3 separate regions of the Homo sapiens genome follow, and all the other regions are linked to region 1. The links are chromatin contacts, found by Hi-C or POLR2A ChIA-PET in ENCODE. All regions are on one chromosome and are shown on one strand. The core of a region is the stretch at or near the end of the contact, and the rest is flanking DNA. Distances in the headings are between cores, read along the strand shown.

Evidence for each region. Hi-C counts contacts between places; a loop is a spot of excess contacts on that map. ChIA-PET counts read pairs that join two places held with the same protein, here RNA polymerase II (POLR2A). Pooled maps may share reads with other maps.
Region 2: a map of IMR-90 shows a loop between it and region 1 (2.8-fold over the local background). The contact joins the enhancer-like site here to the promoter of LINC01668 in region 1. A Hi-C loop is called at or near these places in 1 of 168 maps with a recorded cell type or tissue (IMR-90) and 6 of 50 pooled maps. POLR2A ChIA-PET finds 5 or more read pairs at or near these places in 3 of 52 experiments (A673, HEK293 and activated naive CD8-positive, alpha-beta T cell).
Region 3: a loop to region 1 is called in a pooled map, with 3 times the contacts of the local background. The contact joins the enhancer-like site here to the promoter of LINC01668 in region 1. A Hi-C loop is called at or near these places in 2 of 50 pooled maps. POLR2A ChIA-PET finds 5 or more read pairs at or near these places in 5 of 52 experiments (K562, OCI-LY7, activated CD4-positive, alpha-beta T cell and 2 more).

The regions. Positions count from the first base shown.
Region 1 is chr21:42,777,744-42,781,960 of GRCh38, forward strand. It overlaps LINC01668 (long intergenic non-protein coding RNA 1668), which reads right to left and starts at 2,251. Exons shown (of 3, transcript NR_135517.1): 1 at 2,139-2,251; 2 at 354-574; 3 at 76-254. RefSeq lists enhancers at 1-807, 1,759-2,708, 3,196-3,919 and silencers at 507-566, 587-636, 667-716.
Region 2 is chr21:42,580,797-42,585,126 of GRCh38, forward strand. SLC37A1 (solute carrier family 37 member 1) reads left to right here. Exons shown (of 20, transcript NM_001320537.2): 20 at 1-630. Among named protein-coding and RNA genes, the nearest start is that of LINC01671, 32 kb to the right of the region's middle. Within about 2 kb of position 1,360, at least 2 of the 41 ENCODE cell types and tissues checked have a DNase peak (open chromatin) inside an H3K27ac peak, as active enhancers do.
Region 3 is chr21:42,554,570-42,558,706 of GRCh38, forward strand. All of the region lies in intron 10 of SLC37A1 (solute carrier family 37 member 1), which reads left to right. Among named protein-coding and RNA genes, the nearest start is that of SLC37A1, 43 kb to the left of the region's middle. Within about 2 kb of position 2,527, at least 3 of the 41 ENCODE cell types and tissues checked have a DNase peak (open chromatin) inside an H3K27ac peak, as active enhancers do; they include OCI-LY7, where a contact is called at or near this core.

The sequences.
Region 1 (4,217 bases), core at 1,001-3,500:
CTAGCACCGTCCTGGGAGGCCATCATCACCTGTGCTCCTCTGAGAGGACAGGAAGATGCTGTTTTCCACTTTTTTCTCCCCAAGACCGTTTATTAGCAATTGAAGGAACAACGCATGTATCAAAGACTGGATTTGAGAAATTCCAACAAATCTGCCCCCTCGCAGTTGGGAGCTGGCATCGTGCAATCTTCGGAATGCAGCCTCTGGCTCTCCCATCAAAAGGCAACGCAGCCCCCTGTGATTTCAGCTTTGACCTTGTGGGTAATAAAAGAAGGAAAGAGGAATGTCTGCTACTGGAATCCTGGATGGGGTCCCCGCGGCCGAATCCCCCCTCCCGTCCCCTCCTGTGTCACCTGTCATGTCTCAGACTTTGACCGCCTCCCGCAGCTTCCTTTTATTCGTAATGTCTAAAGCCAACCCAAGCGTCTTTGCCGGCTGACGTCTTAGCCAAATCATGTGGGAAACCCGTGAAGCAGAACTGACCGCTGTGAGGGCTGGGAGTACACTGGGCATCTGAAATACTTCAGCCCAGGAAAACGTCCATCAGTGGACACCGTCGGTTCCCAGGTGGCCTCTGGAACAGGAAAGCAGTCACCCCCTCGTCCGATCCCACAGGAAACCTCATTCCACTCTAGTGGCAGTGGCTGGGGCTAGATCCCCCTGAGCCAGGAGACGACGGGCAGTGCCCGGACAAGGCTGTACTCTGTCCACAGCTCCTCCACTGTGGCTATGAGGGAGGTTTAAAAATCTCAGTCCAGTGGGGGGGGTCAGCCCCCTGCCCGGCCAGCCGCCCCGTCTGGGAGGGAGGTGGGGGGGTCAGCCCCCGCCCGGCCAGCCGCCCCGTCTGGGAGGGAGGTGGGGGGGTCAGCCCCCCGCCCGGCCAGCCGCCCCATCCAGGAGGTGAGGGGCGCTTCTGCCCGGCCGCCCCTACTGGGAAGTGAGGAGCCCCTCTGCCCGGCCACGACCCCGTCTGGGAGGTGTGCCCAGCGGCTCATTGGGGATGGGCCATGATGACAATGGCGGTTTTGTGGAATAGAAAGGCGGGAAGGGTGGGGAAAAAATTGAGAAATCGGATGGTTGCCGGGTCTGTGTGGATAGAAGTAGACATGGGAGACTTTTCATTTTGTTCTGTACTAAGAAAAATTCTTCTGCCTTGGGATCCTGTTGATCTGTGACCTTACCCCCAACCCTGTGTTCTCTGAAACATGTGCTGTGTCCACTCAGGGTTGAATGGATTAAGGGCGGTGCAAGATGTGCTTTGTTAAACAGATGCTTGAAGGCAGCATGCGCGTTAAGAGTCATCACCACTCCCTAATCTCAAGTACCCAGGGACACAAACACTGCGGAAGGCCGCAGGGTCCTCTGCCTAGGAAAACCAGAGACCTTTGTTCACTTGTTTATCTGCTGACCTTCCCTCCACTATTGTCCTATGACCCTGCCAAATCCCCCTCTGCGAGAAACACCCAAGAATGATCAATAAAAAAAAAATAAAAAATAAATAAATAAATAAATAAAATAAAAATCTCAGTCCAAAGGCTTTCACCGTAGTCTGTCTAAGGGACAGATAACATCGTCTCTCTGAATTTGGGAGGGGACTGTTCTCTGTTGGTAGCCAAAAGGGGCCCAGCAAGGTGCTAGGGTTCCAGTCTCCCTGAGTCCTCAGGCAGGTCTTCCCAGCCCCCACCCTGGGACTCCCTGCCCTGCTGCAGGGGAACGTGAGGGTCAGGGGTCCCCAGATTCCTGGGAGCTGGGGCCGGTGCCCTGGCAGAAACACGGCCTCAGGCAGGGTCCAGGGCCTGTGGGGGTGAGTCACGTTGTTATGGGCTGAATTCTCTCCCCAAAACTTACGTCCAAGCCCAACCTGGTGCCTCCCAGTACCGTATTTGGAGACAGTGCCTTTAAAAGGTGGTTAAGATAACATGAGCTGACTGGGGTGGGCCCTGAGCCACTTTGACTGAGTCTTACAAGAAGAGGAGGTCGGGGCACAGATGCACATGAAGGGCGCCAGGGAAGGACAGACCCTGACACACAGAGGAGTGGGGACTCAGCAGAAGCCAGCCCTGCCAACACTTGTCTCAGACTTTGAGAGGTAAGTGTCTGTCGTTTAAGCCCCCCGCCAAGCTCACACACACACACACCTGTGTGCCTCGCTAGGGCTGCCCCAGCAGACTCACACATCACACCTCCCTCACCACCGAGTCCCTGGGCAGCAACGTGGGCCCGGCTCACAAGCAGTGCTGGAGACAGCTTGAGCTTGGGTTGACTGCGCCAGCATAGCATGATCTCTCTCTCTCTCTCTCGCTCTCTCTAAGGAAAAAAAGAAGATAAGAACTAGAGAGTCAGAAATGTCATCTCTTTCTTTCTTTTCTTCCTCCTTTCTTTCTTGCACTCCAGCCTGGGCAACAGAGTGAGACTCCATCTGAAAAAAAAAAAGGAAAGAAAGAAATTGATTTTATTAACCAAAACTAGTAAAGGGGAAGTGGCCAGATAGCCATCCATGGCAACCACTTCAATTTTGGGGAGGAAGGCAGGGGTTTAAGAAAGGAAAACTTGGCCGGGCATGGTGGCTCATGCCTGTAATCCCAGCACTTTGGGAGGCCAAGGTGAGTGGATCACCTGAAGTCAGGAGTTCATGGCCAGCCTGGTCAACATGGTGAAACCCCGTCCCTACCAAAAAAAAAAAAAATTAGCTGGGCATGATGGCAGGTGCCTGTAATCCCAGCTACTGGGGAGGCAGAGGTGGGAGAATCTCTTGAGCCTGGGAGGCGGAGGTTGCAGTGAGCTGAGATTGCACCACTGCACTCCAGCCTGAGCGACAGAGCGAGACTCTGTCTCAAAAAGAAAGAAAGGAAAACGTGATAAGGAAGAAATACGAGAATTGGGTGGGGTACAATGTCTGTGTGTCTCGAGTGGCTGTCTTGGGTCCCCATCCACCTGGGTCTCAGGCTGGCATCACCTCAACAGTGGCCAGGTGGTGAACTAGCCACCTTGATGTCATCTGTGGCACTTTGCAGCTTGATCTCCAGGCTTGGTCTGTCTCAAGATTAGCCCCTGGAACGTCTAAGAAGGTGCATAATGAGATGCGTGCATAATGAGATGCGCACATACAGTTAGAGAACTGTGAAGCGGGTATAGACAGTGAGAAAGGCGGGGACGTGAAGCCTACTTTAAGGCTAAGGGAAAAGGCTTCTGCAGTTCGCTTCAAGGTTATATCTTAAAATCCAAGAGAAAGGGGAAAAAAAGTTAAGATGCATTTTGAAGTTAAGCTGCCTGGTTACAAGTGAAAATACATAAGAGTACTGGTTTTTTTCCGGTTAATCCTAACTTTTCTAATATATTTTGCTAGCAGATATTTAAAATCTGGTGGTTTAGCCAAAGAATTTGGGACAGCAAGACTATACAATCTTCCATCCGCTGCAAAGAGATGTTCGTTTTTTCTCAGCGTTTCTGAGAAGCTGGAAAACAAGGTGAGCTGCCGCCTTGGACACCCTCCTCTTAATTCTGGTTCCTTCCTGCTCGACATGGGGACGGGACAGTCCGACGCTCCCTCTCATGGGAATGTATTTGCAGACATCATATCATGGAAAATACTAAACACAAGTGTTGCCTCAGAAGCTCACGATGAGCCGGGTTCACGCCGGTGTAATTCTGCGGGGGCCGGACCCTGAATCTCATGCACGCGCGGCTGCGAAGGCGACGCAGCTTCTGCCTCTGAGCCGCCTCCTTCGATACATCCCGTGGGAGCGGGAGCCACACTGAGCGCCAGGTCTGCGGCCAGCCGGGTGGGAAACAGGCGCTGCTGCCAGCAAGCTCCTCCCACTCTGCTCACCTGCCCCGAGGTTCCCAGAAGTTCTCAATCAGTACCATGTCCTTTCCCCTTCTCGAAGAAAAACACTGTTGGCAATGGAACAGCGCATCCCATTATCCTCCTGTCTTCACCAGGAACAGGCTCCCCAGACAGCAGACACTGTTTTCCGCGAGCCGGAGGCAGCCAGATTTGAGCCCAGATACCGCCATGGCCACTCCTGCGAAACCCTAGAAAGCCAGGGACATATTCAGGGGACTTCTCTTGCTCCAAGAAGCCGTGCCTGGCAGTCAGCGCCTGCACACAGGCAGCTCCCATGGCAGGAGCATGGGTGGCCAAAGGGGCCAAGGTTCTCTGTTGTCAGTCCTGCCTCGCCTGCCTCCCCTCCCTCCCCTGCCTCTCCTCCCTCCCC
Region 2 (4,330 bases), core at 110-2,609, 200 kb before region 1:
AAACAGGACACCAGAGCCCACCAGACAGTGCCGGCCAGCAGAGAAGCAGAGAGCCAGCGCCACACAACATCAAGAAGGCCGACAACCAGGTTGGAAACCAAGACGGAGCTCAGACCCACCACATCGCCCCAGAGGCTTTTCCAGCACCCATGATGTTTCGGACTGACCTAAAAACTAATTGTCGAGAAGCCAAGGGTGAGGAGGCAGGAAGCACCTCCGGTTGGAGGCACCCAGGCTTGCCAGCCACAGAGCGCCCCAAAGTCACCGTCATCCCAGCCCCTGGCCTTCCTGCTGCCCTCCGGGGCCATGGCACTGCTGTTCAGCTCAGGCACAGGGGCACAGCAGAGGTTTGGGAAGCGGTCTCCCCACCGGCACTGGGATTGGCGGGTCCAAGCCCAGCAACCGGCTTCGCTCCACAACACACACCACACCTGGGACTGTTTTTAATACATAGCAACAGACTGGGTTATTTATTTAAGATGTGTATTGTGTCATATGAAGTTTAAGAGACATAAATGGCATTTTGTTATTTATTAAGACAAACTCCAATTGTTCTCTGGCTGTTTTTTTCAGTTGTGTCTAGCAAAATACTTATCTGCCCTTTGAAATAAAATGTTTTTGTTTAAAAAATCTCAGAACACTCAGAGAATGTTGATGATTTCTGCTTACATTTCCATTACGCTAAAAAAGGGAACTTCCAAATCGTGTTGTGTGTTTTGGGTTTTCTCAGGCTTGGACACATTGAGGTTTCTCGGGTTTGGACACATACTGGGAAAAGACCATTTCCAGCAGAAAAGGGGCCTACCTCTCGGTCCCTTGTTTGCACAGAAGGCCAAGCTGAAGTAAACAGCCATCTGGGTATTTTATAAATCACGCAGTTTAAAGAATATCCTAAGATTTGTCCTTGACGAGGAGGTGTCACACCCCGTGGTGGTGGGGAAAGGTGCTGACCTTGGGAACTACATGGTGGGGTCCAGGCTTTCAAACGTCCTCAGAATGCTGACCGTCCAGATGTGCATGGTGCGGGCTTTCTCTGGATGGAGTGCTGTGGAAGTTCACTTGGGGACCTCTCACAGCAGCAGGGCAAAGGTCAGAAACAACACACTGTGTGTCCCGCAGTTCTCAGGGGCCTCCTGCTTGAGCTCTGCGGAGAAGCCCACAGGAGGAACAGACCTGGCTGTGGCGGCTTCTGTGTGCCAGCTGCCCCACTAGATTGGCTCACTCTCTTTTTAATGGCAAGTTATTTATACATTTAAAAGATTTCTGCTAAAAAAGAACTTCCCTAAACACCAAATGGATGGAGTGTGTTTCCCACACACGCAGCGCACTCAGCTTGTGCTGGCCTTTCCCGGTCCTCCACCCAATGCTTCCCGCTCCTGGGAGCCTCCCACTTTCCCTCTCTCCCTGACCTGGCTCCAGGCACCAGTCCAGCCCTCTCCCGCTGGTGTCACAGTGGCCTGGGCTGCCCTGAGCCCCTGCCGGCTGCCATCCCTGAGGACGGGCACCAGCCCCGTGCTCACCACAGGGCACCTCTTCCCTCTGGGTGTGCAGCACTCGTATCCATGGGGTGAACAAGCGAGGGATGACGCAGATGGCACAGTATCATTACAGGATGCACAGAGGGCTTTTTCCATAAACAAAATTCTTTGCATTCACTGCCCCCTGCCTCTCCAGAACTGTCCCCTCTGAGGCCTCATCTAGTCAGAGGCCCAGGGCTGGTGGGCCGGAGCGGACCTTCCTCACCCCATAGCCACCAGCCAGCATTCAGCACAGCAGCTTTGAGGTGGCGATCGCTATTTCCCCAACTCAATGAACTAAAGTACTAGAAGAAAATCTCCCACAACTCACAAAGGAAGAGCAACTTCCCATTTCTGAACCCTCTGAGCTAAACCCTGAGAACTTTTGGAAATGGAGAGTCGATCCTTTTTTTAAAATGAAGAGTATACACACAGCTATTTTTTTAAAGCAATTTAGCGGAAATTCACCTTGATTCATGGATGGAAGATTTCATTATGACTTTTAAGGAAAAAAGTACATGATTTCAATATAAAAATACATCTTCATTTGAGCATAGCTGAGGTATTTTCCATCTGCAAACAGCCAGCTCTGAGACACACACACTTGCCGTCCTGTGGAAGCGTGGCTCTGCCTGTCACGCACGTCTGCGCTTGCCGTCCTGTGGAAGCGTGGCTCTGCCTGTCACGCACGTCTGCGCTTGCCGTCCTGTGGAAGCGTGGCTCTGCCTGTCACGCACGTGTGCGCTTAGTGCACATCACTAAGACTCTCCTATTCATGTTGACAAAAAAATGCCGGATCATGGAAACACAAGCTGGTGACAGGGCCAACAAAAGAGCTCAAGGTGGGACTCCAGCTCTCCAGCCTGTCTGTAGGTAGGAAAAACTACTCCTGGAAGCTCACCTCAGTGAATGCACCTCAGAGTCCAAGAGCTGCCGCGAATACAGGGCCTGGTGGCTGCTATACTGTGCGTCTCAGAGCAGAGCCAGCTCTCCCATCGCCAGCTTGTAAAATCCAAGAAAACGAAATTGCTTGATAAACTACGAGCTGAAAAAAAATGAGCCCTGATTTATTATTATTCAATTCAACAGACATAAAAACCACTCTGCTAAATGGCCACAGGACCACTCCAGTCTTGACTCAGCAGAGCACAGCTGGGCCAGGTGAGAAGCAGGTGTGAGGGCACTGTGTCCCTTGCAGGCTGTGCCCACAAGGCACCCAGGCTGTCCCCCACAGGGCTCCGATGCGCCAGGTCACCTCCATTCCCAAGGCTCCGCATTGACCCACAGTCTCTGCACAGGACACCCCAGGTCCCTGGAGGGCAGTAGAAGAGGCTGTAGCACTGGCTGCCAAGGCAGGGGCAGCTGCCAGGCCCACCAGAGACCACGGGCAGTAGGCAGGTCACTTCCCAGGGTGGGGGGGGGGCTGAGGTGGGAGCACAACCTAGGCCCCTCCTGGGGAGGTGGTGGAGTCAGAATCACGTAAGAGCCAAAGTTCCAGTCCCTCAGTGCCGGCTCCATTGTCCCCTGGACTTCCCTTACAAACCACAGATGCAAAGAGAGCACTTCTCAGAATCTCCACACAGCCACGGTGGAGCACTCAACCCACGCGACCCTCGGGCGCAGGTGCTGGGTGACTGCCCTGGCCATGTGCCCTGTGGCCCGCAGAATGACACCTCATCCAGGATGGAAGCGGGAACCAAAAGCCTGGCTGAGAGACCCCAGGGGCCTGAGTCGGGAGGAGCGATGGTTCATTTGGAACCCAGTGGTGCCCTTCACTGAGTTTGGGTTAACTGTCATCACTTCCCTGTCCCGTGCGTTCCAACGTGCCCTGCCCCTGAGAACAGATCCAAGGGACTCTGAAGAACGCAGTCCTGAGCTGCTTGCTCATTCTGAAGCCAGCTCTTGTTGCTGGCCCCCTCCAAGGGGGCCTGTGAGCTCCAGACATGGGGATAATGTGGGGTCTGGGCCACCCGTAGTGGTGGCCAAGTGCAGCATGTTCCCCGCCACACCCCTTGGGAGCTGGAATTTAACTCCAGCTGCTGAACACAGGCAGTGTTTCTGGCACCCAGGGCCTCACCCTCCCAGGAGAGTCCATCATTGCTGAGCCAGTCGCAGGTCACCATGAAGCATCGCCCTGGGCAGCAAGTGGGATGCAGGGGCACAGCAGGGCACGTCCCAGGCGGCTGAGAAAGTCCACGGAGGGCAAGGGCAGGGGCGTGCGCCATCGTCGGAGACAGTCGGGGTGGGCAGCACCCTGGACTGCTGGGAAGGACAGTGGGGGGAGGGTGGAAGGCAGGGGAGCCCTTGCCAGTTGAGAATTTCTTGATCCTTGGAATTGGTCCCCAACATCCTCTGGGACACGCTTAACAATGGTCAGGTCTGGTAACTGAAAGAAGCAATTGAGGTAAATATCTCAATCAACCGAGGTTTATTCTGCCAGCGTTAGGGCATGTCCAGGAAAACACAAGCCACAGACACATCTGTGGCTGTTTTTCTAAAGAGGCTTACAAGAGGTTTGGTATTTAGACATTGAGGTGAGGTGAATGGTGACATTCTTGTGAGACTTCAGTTAGCACCCAGTAAATCTGCATTTCACATAAGGTAAATATTTGAAGAAGAAAAGGGAGCAAAGGAGGAATCCATTTTGCAGACTTCTCTGGGTAGGTGGAGGAACACTTGATCTCGTCTTGTCTTTGGCCTGCCCCTGGGAGGACAAGCTTGTAAAGGACATTATCAGCATAGAATGGAACAGACTCTCATTTTAGGAGCTGGACTTACATTGCACACCTAAATTTATGATTGGCATGTCCTTG
Region 3 (4,137 bases), core at 1,277-3,776, 220 kb before region 1:
CCTGAGCACAGAGGGTGTCAGGGTGAGGGGCGCACGGTGGGCTGGCCACGTGAGGTGCACACAGAAAACTGACATCATGGGACCAAGAAAAGGGAGAAGCAGGTAACAGAAGGAGGCATCTCCACCTCCCCTATGTCACAGATGAGGAATTCCGGACACAGAAATGCTAAGTTAATCTGCCTTGTCATCCGCGGTAGCAGGGAGGCCTCAGTGCAGGTCTGGCCCACCCCTAGCACCTGAGCCTCCTGTGCCCTACCCTTCCCATCATTGATCCTTGTAGAGGCTCCTCACATTGCTGCTGCTTAGCTGACCACACCAAGCTGCAGCGGGCATTTTAAATTTGAGTTTAATCATTGAAGTTATAAGCTGTTCTCTTTCTAGATCAGGTTTTTGTTTGTTTGGTTGGTTGGTTGTTTTTTTTTTTTTTTTTTTTTGAGACAAGATCTTACTCTGTCGCCCAGTCTGGAGTGCAGTGGCATGATCTCGGCTCACTGCAACCTCCGCCTCCTGGGTTCAAGTGATTCTCCTGCCTCAGCCTCCCTATTAGCTGGGATTACAGGCACCCACCACCACACCTGGCTGAATTTTGTATTTTTTTAGTAGAGATGGGGTTTCACCATGTTGGCCAGGCTAGTCTTGAACTCCTGACCTCAGGTGACCCACCCGCCTTAGCCTCCCAAAGTGCTGGAATTACAGGCTTCAGCCACCGCACCCGGCCTCTAAATAAGGTTTAACCTTCTACAGCAGACACAGGGCCTCTCCTCTGTCAGAAAGACCCCTCCAGCATGTGTAAGGGGCTGCTCTCCCTATCTTTTTAAATTAAATAGCTTAAAGGATTAATGTACTAAACATGCATCTCACTTTTTTATTGACTGCAGAAATTTATTTGTAGTGGCTGAAATATTAGAAAAGGGAAGAATGATGTCTCGTGCATCTGGGTTCTTGGATTTTAGGGAGACAGTAGGCAGTGACTAATTCAACCAAAATGCTTTAAAATCTGTACTTACTTCTGAATTCACATTTAAACAAATCATGTCCCAGTGTCCAAAAGGCTGTCACCCCTCTCTGATGATACTGAAGCCTGCCACTTCTTCTGAATCAAGACCACAGGCCCTTTCTTCTGGTGTAGTAACTGACCCATAGAACTAGCCTTGGCTTCTAAGTATAGTTTCTCTCTTTCCTTTTCCGGCCCTCTAAGAAAGGCTGTTTACAGACTTGCCATCAAGGAGCCAGTTATGTAAGTAAAGGCACTGGCAGGCCTTATTTCAGGCTGAGGGTGACGACCACAACCGGGCGCATGCTGACCTCGCTTACGTGGCATCCCCTTTCGGCGGGCCTGCCATTGCTCTTGGGTCAGGGTAGGCGGGGAGAGTCCCCATGAGGTTGGCTGGACACCCTGGATGTCCCCTTTCCCAGAGTGACCGCTGGGCTCAGTGGGGTGTCACCCAGCCCCTGACCTCCACTCCTTTTCAGACAGAGCTGCTACACTATGTCACGTAGCAGGCAGTTTCTCAGTGGCCTCTTGAAGAGACATGTAAAGAAAGCTGGGGGGCGGGGAGCAAATGTGGGAAAGAGAATGAGGCGCTGCTGTCACTTGGCCACGTGGCGAGCCCGCAGGTCCCCGCGGGCGTTTTAGAGGATTGTCTTGGGGACGGTCGCACTTGCCATCCCTGTAGTCACTTGTCACTTTTCCTCCTTGACGTCTCTGAGGATCCTTCTGATTGGCTGTGGCTCAAGAACTGTTGGGCCCACCAAACGCGGCGTGAGCACGGAGTGGGTATTTGGAGGTTGAATGTGACTCCACCGTGCACTTTGCACGCCAAGTGGGGACTCCACAAATCTCTCTTGTGATGGCCTTTCCCAAAGGGAAGCTGCAGACAGCATCGGGTAGCGGGGTGAGCTTAGCATTTTTAGATAAAGCGATCGTTATTACGCAGTCCCCCCACATGCGTCTGTGTGTATTTTTGTTGTGTGTGGGGGCATTTTAGTAGAGGGAACCCTTTTCTCTTTGAAAGTGTAAGCCCTAAGCGTGGAGTGCACTGGCCACAGAAGCCCCCACACCCACCGGGGGCTCCACAGATCCCATTTGGGGCTCTTGGGACACAGACTGGAAACTGCTTGTTTAGAGGCAGAGGTGCCTCTTGGCCTCCAGCCTTGTCTTGGTCCACCCAGTGGCTTCTTGTTTGCTATGTAAGGAGGAGGCAGCAGCAGCCCCCTGTTTGTTTTGGAAAACCAGCCATGGCCCCACACTCTTTCCCATCTCCTCCAGGAGCAAACAACTCAGGTATGGTGGCTACAAGTCCTGTTTAAGATGAGTGGCTGTGAGCACAGGGCCCGTTCTCAGCAGAAACAGAGCCTTCTGTCTGTCTCGGGGGCTCCTTGCTGCTTAGATAAGGAGCAGAGGGTCTGTGTCTGTGGCTTTAAACCAGCCCAGCAAGTGGACCCTGAAGCACTTTACAAATCCTGCAAGGGCCGTGGGCGGCCTTTGGGCATCTGGGTCCTACCTGAGGCCAAGTAGGTCTTCTGTGTTGACCTGCGGTCACTTCTCTGCGGGTCAGAGGGTGCGCTTCTCCTGGCTAAGCGGCCTCGTTCCGCTTGACTTTTCTCCAGCTGGCTGCATTTCACCCACTGCTGAGCCTGTTTCCTGCGGAACGGCCTGTGAAGTCCTGTAGCCCTCAGCTTGCTATGAGTGGAACTCGCCTGGGGCTGCCCCAGGGACTGCTTCCGTGGGGCTGGGGGAATTCGAGGCTTCTCAAAGCCCCCCGAGGAGATTCCAGTGCTTAGCCACAGTAGAGCATTACTGATGTAGTTTTCTAAACTGGACGATTAGCAGAATTCATGAGAGAAAAGTTTATTCAGAAACTCAAGTCGCCATTCTTTGCTTTCACGTGCCGTGATGGGATTATCATCGGGAGCATGTTAGGCATCTGCACTCAGCCTTGTCATCTTCATTCCAGAGCACCTGACTATGTGGCCACATGTGAATATCTTCATCAGAGACCCGCTCTCCATGCCAGAGTCCTAGCTGTGAAGCCGGGCTTCCTGGGGCACGTAGACGCTGGGCTGCCCCCAAGGCCACCCACTGGGTGCCCACACTGGGCTGCACTCGGTGCCACCTGCCACCCGGTTTCCAAATGTCTGTTTTCCACTGGAAGAGAATTCTAAATATTCTAAATATCAAGGGGCAGGGGAATGTGGAATACATTACCATTTTCTTTTTTTTTTTTAATTAAACTACATTTTTAGTCCAACTTATAACAGGTTATAGTGAGATAAGTACCACAAAGCCTGTTTGATTTTGTGAAAGGTCTGAGATACCTAGAAGCATTTCTTTGTAAGACCTTGAACCTCATAGCTCACTCATGAAGAATATTTTTATTTTATTTTCATTCTTTTTTGAGACAGGGTCTTGCCCGGGCTGAAGGACAGCCGCACAATCACAGCTCACTGCAGCCTCCACCTCCTGGGCTCAGGTGATCCTCCTGCCTCAGCCTCCAGAGCAGCTAGGACTACAAGCGCATACCACCACATTCCACTATTTTTTTTTAGGTCTTACTGTGTGGCCCAGGCTAAGATTATTTTTATGTTATCCTTGCTCTGACTTGAAATCCCACTCTAGGTTGGGGAATCACTCTTCTTTGCTTTAATGAATGTACACTTTGTCCTTTAGGAACGTCTAGACAATCAGAATTCATAAATATCAGAATAGGTGTATTTTAAAATAATGTTGGTGTATTTTAAAATAATGTTATTTCTGGTCATATATGGCCATTGTGAACTCCTAAAAAATGCAGGATCATGTAAAGAATTTCTTATTAGCATTTCGATAAAAATTACACATAATTCCACCACTCGCTGACAACCATTGTTGGCTTAGATTTTAGCTTCTTTCTTTCTAGAAATAGATCCTATAGTTGCCTAGTTACATACGTAGATATTTAAACATTCTTTGAGGTTATAATGACATGCAGTTTTGAATGATGTGTTATTTAATGTGTCATAAGCATTTTCCGTCATTAAAATCTCCCAACCTTTTTTTTACAAGATGTCATTCGTATGGATGTATTTGAATTTTCTATTTTTTCTCAATGATGATGTGACATCCATTTTACTTTATAAGTATCTTTTTACTTTTCA